Linked DNA regions of Mus musculus: region 1 is linked to region 2. Evidence: chromatin loops called from intact Hi-C (ENCODE). Cell type or tissue: left cerebral cortex. All regions are shown on one strand.

What was found. A loop is a pair of places that touch in the nucleus more often than their neighbours do. Peaks named below come from ENCODE experiments on the same cell type or tissue, not always from the same donor. Only the 100,000 strongest peaks of a DNase experiment are listed, where the experiment ranks them.
Region 1: it touches region 2 in a loop (2.5-fold over the local background); 1 of 42 quality-filtered maps calls a loop at or near these places.

Annotation. Positions count from the first base shown.
Region 1 is chr9:37,571,880-37,579,879 of GRCm38, forward strand. No RefSeq gene overlaps it. Among named protein-coding and RNA genes, the nearest start is that of Gm46107, 20 kb to the left of the region's middle. In left cerebral cortex, a CTCF peak has its summit at 4,758; DNase peaks (open chromatin) are centred at 745, 3,947 and 4,829; H3K27ac peaks cover 4,242 bases.
Region 2 is chr9:37,806,781-37,814,780 of GRCm38, forward strand. No RefSeq gene overlaps it. Among named protein-coding and RNA genes, the nearest start is that of Olfr876, 6.9 kb to the left of the region's middle. In left cerebral cortex, no CTCF peak of the experiment used is centred here; DNase peaks (open chromatin) are centred at 4,643 and 4,899; H3K27ac peaks cover 2,154 bases.

The sequences.
Region 1 (8,000 bases), 230 kb before region 2:
CCAGATCCACTCCTTTCCTGTCTCTCATTTGAAGAGAACAGGCTTCTAAGAGATAATATTAAAATATAACTCAATAAAGTATAATAAGATAAAAACTATTGCATTGAAGTTTAAAGGGTATTAAAGAACGCCTACTATGAGCAAGACACTACAAAAGCAAGAAAAGAGCTAGCATTAACAATGACTTAGGCATCAGCTTCTAGAAGCACAGAGATAGAAGGCTAAATTCTTGATCTCGCGGAAAGGTAGTGGTAATGAGAGGCTGGAATTTTTAGAACAGAAGGCAGTGTACGAAGGTAATATGGGTTCCTGTGAAGGCTTGCAGAAAAAGTCACACATGTATCTGAGAGATGACCTGGGAGAGAATGAACCAGGGCAGAGGAAAGAGCTGTAGCATGTCTGGACAGCAAGTGTTTGGGATCTCAAAGTGTTTCTGTTTGGTTGAAGTTTTACCAAGAGGAAAGTGTTGCTGTGGGAGTTAGATAGGTTTTAAGTGTTTTGACCTCTGCTTTTCCTGGAAGATAACTGTTATCATGTTCCCATGTGGCTGGAAAGAGCTGGTGAAGGTGTCAGAACTGGTCTGTGGTGCTGTTAGGGGTAAAAAGAGGAGGCGAGAATCTGGCTAGATTGAGATCTGGAGTGGCTATTGCTGTGGTCTGTGTATTTAGGAAGACCTTGGGAAGGGGGGTTCACGTTAGGTTCTCTTCTCACCCTTTCTTTTTCTGTATCTCTTAAAATACCCTGTGTTCTTGCAGCAGTGTGGCTGCTAATCTAAAATAAAAACAGCAGGAAATGTAAATGGTCAGGTTCTCCTAGCAACAGGAGCCAGCCCACTCAGGGCGTGTGGAGCAGATCAAAACTGTCCTGAGGCTGAGATGAGGGTGGCTAGGGTAAGGAGTGAGTCTTCTCTTCCAGATGGCCTCCTCTAACTTCTGGGAGGGACTGGTTAGTGGACAGACACCTGCTGTGCAGAAGAAACCCCCTGTAAGCTGGGTTGGCAGAGCATCAAGTGTGGAAAGAAAGTGCAGGGCAAAAAACAGGGGTCAGAGAAAAATACTCTGGTGTGACACCCCTCCCTAGCAGGGTGGCTGCAGCTGCATCTCTCAGAGAACTTGGTGTACGAGGGCTAACTCAGTGAGTGGCTAGATGGTTGATGGGAAGGGCCTTGGATGGCTTATGTGGTCCCTTGCAATCAACCCACGGAGCGTAGTCATTTCCAAAGAATGAAAGATGATATAAGGTAGTTTAGGTTCATAAGGATAGGAAACTGACTGCAAAGACTCTCTAAGGCATCTGGTTTAACCCCCTGCTGTGAACGAAGAAACTGAGGTCAAGAGAGGTAAGTGAATTTCCCAGGACACAAAAGTAATTAGTAGCGGAGGAGGAATTGGAAACCAGGGTTCCAGGCTGAGACATTTCATCTTAAGTAGAAGCTGCTGACATCCCTCCTCTGCGCACAGCTTGCTAATTAGAAGCCATGATAACCTTGTTGGGCCCCGGGGAGGAAAAACTTCAGTCATCTTGTGCACTTTCAAAAAGGCTAAAGGCATTGAGAGACAAACTGGAGGTGGGCACAAACCCAGAGAGGTGCCATGTAGACCATGAAAGTGACAAAGGTGTTGGCTGGGAGTAGAAACAAGGCTACCTGTGATGATTCTTGGCATGCTTTGGGGAATGGGGGTGGGGCAGGCTGGAGGGGTCTCTCCTGGAGAAAGGGGAGAAAGATCACTTCTTTGTCAGGACACTGAAGAAGGTGACTGTGACTTGCTCAAGAGGACTGACCCAAGTGTAAATGATCTTGAGAGAGAACCTTGGGAAATATTCTGGCTCCTCGGCTCCCGGAGAAGTCCACGTACCCTAGATGGTGTGGATCCCTATTACATACGCAGTCTCTTCCTTACTCACACCCTGGCTTGCTTCTGCAAGACTCCTACGGCATCTCACCTAGAAAACACCGGGGAGAAAAGGGTTTGGTTCCCGCTGAATACTGGAGACTTGGGTACATGGTTGCTCCTACAGGTTCCAGGGGTTGTAGGTAGGGTAGATGAAACAAACACCTCTGGAGAACTGGTGTATCCAGAGATTGATTTCAGACCAAGCTGTACTGGCCTACGTATGATCTCTCTGTAGCTATCTGCATGCTTCACTTCGCCATCGACATCCCCACAGCACCTAAGAGTATCTTCAGTTCTTGTTTTCCTATGCTGCCTCACCCTTCCTGGCCAAAACACCAAGTGGAGATAATCAGTTGATTATTAGAATGAACATGGAATTTTAGTGTCTGTAGTTTGACTCAAATTTTAGTTTATCAGCTATGTGACCTTAGAAAACTTCCCTTGCTTCTGAATATTGACTTCTTCAACTGTAAAAATGGGAGCAGTAATGTTTGTTTCAACAATCTATATGAAAACCTAGTGTAGCCAGACATACAATCGGCACTCAGTAAGTATTGCTCTCTACACTTTGTACTTGTGGTTGCAGTTTGCTCAGAGACCAGGTGGGAGATCCAACTGCTATTGCCAAGGCAGGGAATGCTATTTTTCAGGTATCCCAAGATGGAGCTGTGATTACAATTCTTTCTCACACAAAATGGCTTTTCTTTTATAACTGATGAGCTCAGCTTTGATGGTTGATCTGGGAATGTCATTTCTCTGTCTTGTTTTTCATCAATGTATCCTGGCCGCAGCAAGCACACCATAGACATTTGATTTCTTGTTTTTGTGTAAAAAGATACGTCAAGTTATTGATAGTCAACTAACAAAAAATATCTAAAACAGTGAGTGGATGTTTGGACTGCTTCAGAGTTCTTTTCTTTAAGGCTAGCTCTAGGAAGACAGACTATCAAGCTGCAACACTACTCTGGACATCTCCTTCAGTCAATCAAGACCATAGACTGCAAGGGTTGTTATAATTAGATTTTGACAGGGTAGGAGTGTGTATGTGTATGTGTGTGTGCATGTGTGTGTGTTTGTGTGTGCATGCTTGTGTGTGTATGCATGTATGCATGTTAGTGCATTCGTGCATGTGTGTATGAATATACGTGCATGTGTCTGTATATGCATGTGTGTGTGTGCAAGTGCATGCATGTATATATGTGTGACTGTGTGTGACTGTGTGTCCTCCAGCAGCACAGATGGACACATTTTACTGAAGTATTTTCCAAGGAAATTGTTCTTTTCTCTTAGTTATGACTCCATACTCCTTCCACCTCTATTTTTGCCTAACTCTGTCTCTCCTTCTTGTACATTTGAATTTTGATCCTGCCATTTTAACCCTAGTTTCTATCACTGTGCACAGTACTGGTCCATTGGACTGCTTGTACATTGTTTCCTTGTTGTTGGAGTTGTAAAAATCAATGTCCCATCGATAAGATGATAGCTCCTGCATCTAAAGTGGCTCAGCATTGGACCTCTGGGAAATTCCAGAGACAACCTACCAATGACATGACTCAGCAAGTGACATCTCCAGAGAGTCACAGCCCACCCCTCCTGAGAAGTGTGCACCCACCGAGATCACCACAACTTCTGGAGTCTCAAAAGCACTAGAGTTTAGATTCTTTTTTGTTTACCTTCTGCACAAACACATCCACTCATGCAACAGGGATTATACTTCCAGACTTCCACAGTGAAAAATAAGGTGTTTGCCTTTTCCTTTCTGAAATAAAGGTTCTGGCTCCAGGAATGAAGCTGCCCGATATCATTATCTGTGAAACAGGTGGAAAGTAAGAAAATCATATTTCTCTTCATGGCTGGGAAATCAGGTCAGGCTCTGCCAAGGTATAGCAAACTCCCTCGGGCTGTAGAGAGCATGTTCTGGTTTCTGCCCAGAAAAACTATAGAGGAAAACTGTGGCTGCCTACTACTGAGTATCGGGGGGAAAGCAGAGATATTTTTAACATACGGAATATCAGTGAACAGAATGCTAAGGAACTAGAAAACTTATTCCAATAAATATGAAGCATATGCTCTGCTCAAAGCAAACCCAGCTTTTGCTATATACAAATTTCACAAAGGAAAAATAGGTTGGAAATTGCATTGCTGCTGGAAAGTGGGCTACTATACCACTGACTGCAGGAGACCTGGAAAACAGAGCGAGAAGGGTGGCTAGTGGGTCATGTCTCAGGAGCCTCAGCTATCTGGTCGTGTGGGTCCGGGTTAGTTTTGGGCCCTCTGGCACAGAAGACACCCACTCCAACACCCCCGTTTGTGATGACAGGGGACTCAAGCAACCATCAGAATGTCATCTCTAGCTTCTCTATTCTGAATAGACAGGCATGCAAAATGCCTGTCTTGGTGGCAGAGATGCCTAGGTTTAGGGGGAAAAGAAAGAAAGGAAGAAAATAAAAAAACCAAAACAAAACATGACACTTTGGATTTCATGTGACAGGTTCTTCCTCTTGCAACTAAGGAAGGCAATTTATATTCATCTCATTAGCAAGGCTCTAGTAATTGGGGGATATTAATTTTATTGCTAAACCTGACAAATATTTTACTCTCTCCTGTAGAGGGTAATTGCATCCCCAACAGGCTCTCCTTTGTGCTGCCAGATGGGAAGGATGTGTGTTTGCCATTTTCATTAATACAATTAGTACCTCAGCATCTCGTCTGCTCTCTCCCTAGCTCCACACTGCCTGGGGCCCGGAGGAGGGAGAGTAGGAGGAAGGCGTGGAGGAGGCCAGCCTGCCTAGGACTTAGGTGCTGGGGAGGCTGTGCCCAGGGGTTGGCAGAGAGCTGCTGAGAAACGCTGTTGAGAGCCAGCTAGCACAGCGCCTGGAGGCTGCCAAGCGCTAAACCACAACAACAACATCACCGCTGCCGCCACCACTGACAACTGTGTGGTTAGGGAGCAACAAATCATTATGCTGCCTAGAACTCCCTGGGGCGTCATCATGATCCCAGAAGGGTGTGCATGCACATGTGGGCGCCTCTGCTACCCTGGCTCCGGGACTGCTCCTGCTGCAGCTGCCCCCTGCTTGTGCTCCTCCGCACTCCATTCTGTCTACGCAGCATTTCTGCCAGAAGAGCGGGGAGCAGCTTCAGAAGGAGTGTAGATACCTGCTCTCTCTAACTTGGGAAATGGTGTAAAGACCACGCGATTCTGGCCTGGTTCTCTACATTTGCACCCAGGTCAAACTCCTTGCTTTCCCATGCCAAGGGCTACTAACTTTACCGAAGTTTTATTGTGTTCGTTGTTCCTCAGCCACCGTAGGTTCAGCTGGTCAGAATCACTATGCATTTCTTGAAGAGATAGACATGATGGCTGAAGCCACAGGGTTCATGCACTTAATTAAGCCTGTATGTCAACTCACAGGATGCCAAATGAAAAGGACAGTGTCATATGTAGATCAGTCCACCTTCAAGTGTTGGTCAGGGGTGTCCTGAAGACCCTCAAAATAGTCCAAGCTATTGTTATTGTTTTTGTTTAGCCACCCGAGCAATGTGGTAAGACCTCGCCACTGAGGACACCACACAATATGGCTACAGGACAATGAGAAATCAAGTTGATACTGACCAGGAAATTTTCTTCCTATCAGCTAGTACCTGAAGCAGGCTGTTGGAGTACAAAAGTCATCAGAAGTCTTACCCAATTGTGAATTATAACAGTGACAAGCATGGCGAAATATGCTCATGAGTGCAGCTGTGTGTGAACACCAACTGACTGGATTTCAGGCCTGCTTTTCAGGAGAAATGTGTGCCCAGCATTGTAAATCTGTATGGGAGCCAGGGGTAAAACTACTTCTATTATTTTGTTGAACGAACATAGTATTAAACCACGCTCTCTATGTACATCTCTATGCCACTAGATTGACTAGTGCAGCTCAAATATTATCAGGGAAGTTTGTGCAATGAATACCTCTTAGTGCAAAAATCTGTAACTGTTTGAAATGTAGAGAGTAATGGAGTGGTCAGTCACAGATGAGATCTCTAACTCCACCCTGTCCTCCTAAAGTCCAGGGACCGTGGTGAAAGAGGAGGCAGGAAGATTACAGGAAGTAATAGAGTGAAATGGTGCCTTGTGGACATGATGGGACTGCTACACTCATGAACTCATAGCTGCTGTAGACACCTATATAAGACCCATTCAAAAATCAAGCCAGTCAACCCTCCAGCACAGGTGGGACTAACGACCGACAAAGTTCTCTTGGCTGAGAAGCTATTGATAGTTGATGGCTTCTGGCTGAGAGACAGTACATTTTGCTAAGTGCTGTGGTCTCTGGTAGGCCAACTATGGACCAGGGTGTGGTCCTACACCCAAGACTATATGAGGAGCACAAATTGCAATCAATGCTCTACTAAAAAAACCAGAAGACACTCGGGAGGCAGGAGGTAGGGGGAGTGTCGGTGAGGAGAGGCATCAAGGAAAAGATGGATTTGATGGAAATGTATCACATGCATGTATGAAAGTCTCAAAAGTTTTCTAAAATTTTTTTTAAAATAAAAAAAAGATTTACTTTAAAAAACCAGGCAAGTGGGGATCGAGGGATAGCTCAGTGGTTAAGAGCATGTGCTGATCTTGCAGAGGGCCTCAGTTGGATCCCAAGGACCCACATGATGGTTCCCAACCATCTGTAACTCCAGTTTCAGTGTATGCAACTCAGTTGTCTGCCTTCCTCGGGCACTGCGCACATGTGGTACAAATGCATACATACAGGGAAACACTCATTTACACACACACATACACACACACAATTTAAAACCAGGGAAATAAAAACAAAACAAAACAAAACAAAACAAAACAAAACGCATGTTAACAACACATTGGCTACTAGTCTTCCCAAGGCTATAACAGACACACTGGAGACTGTTGGCATAAATGACAAATGGGGATTGTTGTTGTCGTTGTTGTGTTTTTTTTGTTTGTTTTTGTTTTGTTTTAAATGACAAATGTTTATGTTTCCTAGTTCTGGAGGTTAAAAGATCAAGATCTAGGCGCTGGCTAGTCCAGCATCCCTAGGGAGGGCTGTCTCCCTGGTCTACAGACAGCAGTCTTCTCTGTGTACCCTCCCCTGGTGAGGGGAGATAGATGGAAGCCAGCTCTATTTGCTTTTTAGACAACGTCTCATAAAACGCACACTGGCTTGAAATTCACTATGCAGCCCAGGTTGGCCTAAAACTTGAGAATGATCGTACTGCTTCTGCTTCCTAGTGTTGGGACTACAAGCATGGGCCACCAGGCCAAGGTCTCTGATCTCACCACAAGGGAATCACCCTCAGGGATGAACTGCCTCTAAGACCCCATCTTAAAATAACATCTCATTAAAGAATAGGGTTCAGTATGGGTTCCATCTGTTCACAGTTGTCAGGGAGGATGTGTGTGAATGGTGCCATTTGCTTTTAACCTGGCCAGGCTATAGGTAATAGGGCACCTGCCTTGTGCTTTCTTTGGCCTCTCAGTGCTGATTTGGAAACCAATAAAAAAGCATTTCAGGGGCCCTGGAGAAGTGACTCCATGGTTAAGAGAACTGGCTGCTCTTCCAGAGCACTGAGGTTTGATTCTCAGAACCCAGACACTGATTCACAACAATCCATGACTCTAGTTCCAGGGGATATGTCTGATACCCTCTCCTGGCCTCGGTGGACACACATATATTCACACACACACACATTTACATGAAATGAATAAATAAACAAATAAGTAAATATTAAAAGAAAAAGATTCTCAGAAGCCAGCTCTAGACAGCAAAGTTCTGCTCCTACAAAATAAGGGTTTCAGGGAACTGTAGTTGTTTTGGAATGGAAAATATTGTTACAAAATATTTTTGTTTTAAATCACAAATGTTGAGTGTTCAAGATCAATGTTTATACTGATTTAAACATACTATGTCTGCATGTGTTGAAAAATTACATGATTTCCCATAAATATGTACAATTTTATGTTTCTAGGGATAATTAAAAATGAATTAAATAGCTGGACAATGTGCCTCACACTTAAAATTGAGAGACTTGCTATGAGTTCAAGGTTAGCCTGTGCTATATACAGTGAGACCATGTCTCGAAAAA
Region 2 (8,000 bases):
TTGAGGAAGAGGCTCCTATCCCCCATTTTCATCCATCTTCAAGTGTCAGGAGAGAGAAGTGATGCTTATCTCCTGGCTGTGGTCACAGGAAGAGGTGGTGGGACACCAATGAACTATCGCTGGGAAATGTGGTAAGCAGCTCTACAGCCAGGAAAGGCAGAAGCCTTAATTTGCACATGGTTCAAATTCTCTTGGTAGTGAGTCACTCAACAAACAATGTGTAATCAGGTTAAGGATATGAGTGTGAATGATATTATTAATATTATAAATGATAAGGGAAATGTAGATAAATCACCTTGCCTTTAGACATCCAATGCAATTTGATAAGTTAAAGATACTGACAATGCCAAGTACTGATTAGGGATGAGATGCCCATTTATGGCTGTAAAATGTAAAAACTTGCATAGGTACATTTTTAGCATCTTTATTATCTTAGCTTTCAATTGGAAGCAATCCAAAGTTTTCCTAAGTGGTGAACAAAGCCCAGAACTTTATCCTGAGGGAAAGGAACATCATGTTTAAGTGGCTATGCATTTTATAACTTTAAATATAGGCAAAAAAACCTAGTAAGTCTGTAGTTGCTTAGAACTGAAGTTTGGGGTGTGGTTTAGCAACTTCCTCTTCTATGAAAACTTTCCACTTTGGAGGGAAGCTCCTTAAGACACATGGTGTTCTAAGGGAGGTGAGACACTCTATCCTGTAGGGGAGCTCTTTAAGTTCCACAAGTTAAAAAATGAGTTATTTCAGGAAGTCCCTAAAATTGACCTGCTTTCCTAGAACTCTCTCTCCTCACATGTCTATAAGCAGTGAGCATCTTGGAGAGACACTATCAGAGAGGCTAAGCTGCCTAGAAGAGACTGAGATAGACCAGGCCACCAGGAAGAAACAGAGACCAGCTGAGCTGCTTGGAAGAGACTCACACCAACTGTGCTGCATGGAAGAGAGATTCTTTCACATTTCATCTGTTAAGATGGCTGAGAATTGTGCTGTGAACCCCAAATTCCCATTTTTCATGAGGTGTCACCTGTACTGCAGAAGGGTCTTTGTGATGCAACTATATATGAGCCATTTCTGGTTCTGTCATTCCTTATCCATGCTCCTTGAAGTAACTCCAATTAACTCATTGGCTCACCAAGTTGGATTTAGTAGTATCCTTACTTTGTTCTGCCATTGGTTCCTTATCAGGAACAAGTAAACATTTGTTTATGTGTCTCATGAAATAATGTCACACAACGGAGGGAGGGGCTACTCATTATAGTACAGAACATTTTAGGAAAATGAAATAGCACATATTGATTGCACGGATACATAATTTATTAAAATTGCTGTGCTGGTTACAGAAATTGGCTCCATTTACTTGAAGTTCAATAACACCTCAGTAAGGCATATTTACATGTATCCATGTACAACTATGAGTGAAGTGGAAACTTCTGGTTTGTTTGACAAGTCAGGTATGTCAAGTGATGGCTGCCTGGGGCATACAGGTGAAAGAATGTTTTGCTGGGACAGACACAGGATGTTTTCCTGGGGCAGTCACAGGTGAAAGGATTTTTGGATATACCAAACACGTGGAAGGATGTTTGATGAAGGAGTATAAATATGATCCCACAGACAGTGGGAGATGAGCATGGGACATTGGTTTAGTTTGCTCCACCTCACTATTCTTCACTAATGACACACATGCATTGGTTCAACTTACATAGCATTGTTGAGCTCCACTTGTGGTATCAGAGTTGAGAGAAACTCACCAAAGAGCTGCTTATGAAATTCCTGTGGCAGCTCATTTGGGCCAGTTGGCTAGCTTTGCGGTTTCTTCAGCATTGAACTACAGCTACTGGTTTGGGTCTGATATCTGCCTGCTGAGAGGACTGAACTGAAGCTGCTGGTCTGTGTGTGTTGTCTGCCTGCCTAGAGGACTGACTGGTCTGCATCTGCTGAGTCATATTTGGTGTATGATAGGCACTGAACTGCTGCCAAAGAGGACTGCGCTCACCCACAAAGAACTATTGCTGAACAGGTATACTTCCTCCATATCCTAATAACTTTTCTCTTTCACGTGGGTGGTGGGAAAGAGGAAAGAGGAAAGGTTGAATGCTTATTAAAAGTAGACTGCAAAAATTATGACCACATATGAGTAACAGAGGATATGAAATACAAAAATAAATTCCTGAAACTCAATATAACTGGACCAAAGATGAAACTTGAGTTGTATCTCTGGTCCCGGAGGAGATACAACATCTTGAATAACCCAGAAGACCATTAATAGATAACTACCTAAAGCTAGTACCAGGAGCCAAAGTAGTATTTATTATCTAGCAGGCTGTTTTCTGATAATGAATAAAGCCTTTTTTTCGTCTGTGCTGGCATGCATGTAGTGTCCTCCACTGGAGCATGGGCAACCTGCCAGTGGCTAGATCCCCAAAGAAAAATAACTCTACTTCCACTGACAGCCATCAGCTGCCAGTAGTTTCTCAATGAGGGATGGGATCTGTGACTCTCCATTGTTGTGGTAGTATATTAATCTGCTCTATACTTCCTGGTTGGTATGTGCATGCTTGTTGCTACTGCCCCAATGTTTTAGATTCCTTGAAAGAAAGACATACATACACAGCCTTATAGTTTTAATACCTTAAATACCTCAATGGCTGGGCCACTCCTTAACTCCCCATGGGTAACACACATTCTCCTCCGATATTCCTGAGCGAATACTTATTAAATCTATATTGCATCTTTGCTGCACTGGACCCCGGGGGCAGCTTTCTTGGGGCTGATTTCCTCCTGAACCTACATGTTGGCTCTCTTTCCCTCCTGTACTTTTTCAGCATGGTCCATCTCCTACCACCTCATCATGGTGGAAACTCCTCTTCCTTCTTCCCTTGGTCCCTTCCTATGAATCCTAAAAGTCCAGCTTCTGTCCAGCCATTGGCCACAGAAAACTTTATTGACAAGTCAAAACTAAGTAGGGATAGGCTTCCTTTAGTTCTGTGGGACACTGTAAACAGATTTTTGGGTAATATAATTAGCATGAGAACACAAGCCTCTACACTCCATGCATGCTAGAATATTGACTGGCTTGGTCTTATACAAGTCTTCTGAAGATAACGACAGGTACTTGTGAGTTCTTGAGAGTATCAGCCTTTTTATATCCAGAAAACAGCCTTTCACACAAGTTCTGCCCATCCCTTGGCTCTTACATTGTTTCTGCCCAGTCTTCTGTTATGTCCCCCAATCCTTTGGGTGGGTGATTGACATAGCTGTCCTGTTAATGGCTGAGAACTCTAAGTCATTTATTCTGAACACTTCATTAACTGCTGCCAACTGCAAAAAAAAAAAAAAAAAAAAAAGCTTCCTAACCAAAGTTCCAAGTAACACTAATTTATCTATTTAGAAGGCAGTTGAACAACATGATCATTTAACAATATAAGAGTCCAACTGCTTTCTAATGAGATTAGAGGCCTACTCCAAAGAAGGGATGTCACAATTGGTACTATAAACCTGGCCAGTGGTCCATTACTCAGGAGATTTTAGGCCCGAGCAGTTGGACACTTCTGTAAGAGTCATGCCATTGCACCAGTGGGTAAGTCATGTCTGTCAGGTTAGAGTTAGTATTCAGGACACAGAATGTAGTCTTTTCTAGCACAGTAACTTACATAGCATCTTCAAGCACTATTAAAACTAGAGAGAATAGAGGAAGTTTTATTTGTATTATTTAAAAATTATTTATTAGAATCAGAGTATCATGTAGTATAGGCTGATCTGAAATTTGCTATATTGTAGCAAGTGGTTTGACTTTCTTATCATCCTGCCTCTACCTACTAGGGGCTGAGATTACAGATGTATGTCACCATAATCATTCAATTTTACGTACTGAATAAAAATCCTGCAAGTAAAGTAATTAAAATATATACTCTCTAATAATAATAGTAGCGATAAATGTACTTTGTGCCAAACAATGTCTCACTTAGTCATTAAAATTTCCTTTGGATTTTGGTTATTTTCCCCATTTTTAACTTCAAAAATTAGAAAAGCAAAGAAAGGTAAAACAAATTTCCCAAGATGATACTGTTGGTAAATAGAAAAGCCAGATTTGTGTTGAGGAATAAGACTTTAAAATTCTTATTCTAAATACTTAATTAAGATGCTAAAGGAGCTAGTAACAATTTTCCTGGGACAATAAGTATGACAACTTACACTGATTATAGTCCAATAATAAAGAGAGTGTCTATTGAGAGATCTGCTTTATGGGGGAAAGTTATGTTCATTTTTTTATCCAGGTTCTGGGATGACTGTAAGATAGACTTTTAGAAATATCCAGAAAAAAAAATACTGGCAACTATGGAAGAACCTAATTAAAGTCCTTGAACTAAATTCATGAACGCAGGAGCCTTGCATATAGAGGTACCATTGAAATTATAGAACAGTTTGTTTGGTGCTTAATCAGGCTTTAGCAGGTTTGGAGGTCACCGGGGATGAACTCTTCCCCTCAAATCAACTTTGGATTCTATTTCCCATTTCCCTGTTAGCTCACTAACTTCAAGGATGGGAAAATATCACAAGTTCACTCCTTTGAATTTGAAATATCATGTGAAGGAGGGAGGAAGCATCATTATCACTTCCTCCCCCATTTAGATTTAAAATACTATGTGAAAGTGGGGAAGTGGAGTAGCTGGGGCTTGCTGAGGCCCAGGATGGAAAGGCTATTTTCTCCTGATAAAGCATAGGTACTTTATACACTTATTATCATTTTAAAATTTTCTTTAAATCTTCTCCATATGTGTTATGTGATATATGGTCACAAGAATGGGATTTGAATTCTATTTCTGTTCCTCTGTGGAGTCATGCCATTCTTAATACCTGAAAGTTTGCATGAGTTCAAAGACATGCTATGGTCCCCTCCCATGAGTTAATCCACATGGACCTGTCAACCATGTGTACAAGAAAACACCCCTCAAAAATGTGTGATTTCAGGAAATATGGTATATCTGAAAACCTGATGAAAAGCTGGGAGGAATAACTGTGCCCTTAATGATTTAACAAAATGCAAGTGTATCCTTAAAGGCCCCCCTGCTTCACTGAAGTTGCTTCTGTCTTCTCTGCTTATTTTTTGAGTTCTGACTCTGAAAGCATTCTTTTTAAAAATTGTCTTTTTGTGTCTTTAAAAAAAAACATTTGGACAACTTTTTATAGAATTAATACTTTGCTCTACGACCCAGGTGTTCCATATCCTTACCCCAGAGAAAACATATTCACTCATCTTGATTTCTTTCTTTCTTTCTTTTTCCTTTTTTGAGATAGGGATTCACTCTGAAGCCAAAAATCTAATTTTGCTTTCTATATGTGGTGGTTAATACTGTAAACAAGGAAGAATCTAGAATCACCCAGGGGACAAGTCTCTGGTACTCCCATGAGGGTTTATCTAGATTAGATTATTTGAAGTAGGAACACCCAGTTTAAGAGAGAAGAGATTAGTTCTACTTACTTTCTCAGATGCTTTGTAACTTTAGTGTTTTCAAATCCTATTTTGAATGATGATTCTTAAACACTTTAACCTCCTTTTTATCCCATGACCTACCAGAGGTAGTAGGAAAGACAGGATATGGGGGAAGTGGACCTGTTTAGAAAGGTTCCCTGGAGCAACTCCTGTCTATGCTGTTTGGAAATTGGAAGTTCAGTTCACAGTTTAGCAGTAGCAGTTAGATCCACTCGCAAACACTTCATGGATGCACCAGCAGTCCAGTTCAGTAGAGTCAAGGTGGCAAGCATGAAGTGGCACTACCTAGCAGAGACAGCTAGACCTTAGCCTCTGCATGAGTCAGCAGGAGGGACCCAGAGGAACACCAAGAGAAGTTCTCTGCTGTGCCTCTCTCAAGGAAGGAAAGATCAGCAAGATCCACAAGCACTGCAGAGCTAGCTCTATAAGCAAGCCAAGCTCAGCCTATATCACTGACCATCAAGTCCTATGCATACCCTCCAAAACTCATGCCTTCCATGTGCCTTGCCTCAGCATGGGCCTTGCCTCAGCACGTGTATCCAATCAGCCCAAGTCCTTAGAGTTCCAACAAATGGAGCACGATTATGCAAAGTAAGACAGACCAATACATGTGTGTTGTTCTCAAAGAATCCTTCATCATGTGTCCTTGCTTTAGCAGAACATCCTCTCAGCTGTATCTCCTTCAGTGAAAAGTTCTTTCACCAGTCAGCCTTAGTCTTTCCACTGTGTTCACTTCAGGAAAACACTCCTTTATATGTTTGTCCCAGCAAAACACCATCCAACACAATTTACTTTCCAAAGAACTCTTATGTTTCCACTTCAATGTTGTCTGAGGTGTGGCCATGACAATGGAGTTCTGTCTGGTGTCATTTCTTCTTTCTGGTCAGGTTTGTGCTGTTTCTTTTTTCTTTTTCCTGTTATGAAAATAGTTTTACCCTCACATAATATATTGATTACATTTTTCTCTTTTTTACTCCCAGTTTCTCCTCCCCTCTCCTCCAATTAGAATCCATCTGCTTTCTTTTCCTCATTAGAAAAACAATAGACTTTAAGGGATAATAATGAAATAAAGTAAAATAAAATAAAATAAAATAAAAGCTAAAACAAAACTAACACATTGGTACAGGACAAAACAAACAAATAGCAGGAAAAGAGACTAAGAGAAGATACCAGAAATAGATCTAGATGCAGAGACCCACTCATTTGCATACTTGGAATCCCATAAAAACATTAAACTGTATGCCACAACACATATTCAAAAGACCTGTAAGGTAAAAAGAGATAAAAATATATAAATAAAATAAAAATTGAAAAATAAGAAAAAGAAAAGCCCTGACATGGCATATGGGGCAAAGAACCTCTAAAGATGCTGTTAAGTTCATGTTCTGTTGGCATTTACTGCTGCACAGAGCCTACCCTTACGAGTGGTTTGTTTCTCCAGTGAGACTCGTTTGGAGAAAACTAACTTTCATATTCATGAAAGTTCATGTGGAGACAGCTTCTGGGCTAGGGGTAGAGCTTGTGTTCATTTTTCCTTTAAGCTCTTGGGTCCCATACAGGACAGATGTGTACAGGCCCTATGCATATTGCCTCAGACTCCATGAGTTCATCCATCCTGGTGCACCCATCTTGATGATCATGAGGGCCTTGCTTCCTTGGTGTCCTTTATCCACTCTAGCTCTTACACATTTTCTCCCTTCTCTGCTTCAGGGTTCCCTGACCTCTAGTCAGAGTGATTGTATGGAAACATCCCACTTAGGACTGAGTGTTCTAAGGCTTCTTACTCACTGCAGTTGGTCTGGTTGTGGGTTTCTGTATTTATTCCCATCTGCTGTAGCAGAAAGCTTTTTTCTGGCCATGGCTGTCAAGGCACTGAGCTGTGAGTATCGCAGAATGTCATTGAGAGTCATTTTATTGTTACTTTTCTTTTTTCCCTCAGTTTTGACCAGTAGCATTTGTTTTTCCTCTAGATCCCTTGGGTATCTAGTCTCAAGTTTTGGTCATCCAGGCAATGTTAGGTTTGGATTCTATCTCATGGAGTGAGCCTCAATTTAAATCAGATCATGGTTGGTTACTTTCTCAAGCTTTGCGCCACCATTGCACTAGCATATCTTGCCGTCAGGATGCCATTGTAGATCAAAGAGTTCGTGGCTGGGTTGGTGTTAACGTTTCTTCTTTTGTAGGGTGCAAAGTACCTTCCTGTAGTAAAGACACTATAATGAAGGGGTGAGGGCTCTATGTAGTTTGTGCTTCTTGTAATGCAAGACTCTGGACTGTACTTGAAATCCATGGTCTTCCTGAAGCCTAGGAGCCTAAGAGCTATACACATATATATGCATATATGCAAAATATATTGTATGCAAAACATCTTAAATTCTACAATGTTGAAATAATATGCAGTTTAAACCAGAAATAAATAAAAGAAGGAAGTCACTTTTCTGAGACTCAAGCTTTGGAAGCTGTCGATATTGCAAAAAAAGGAGAAAAATGTCAACATAGTTGTGTTTTT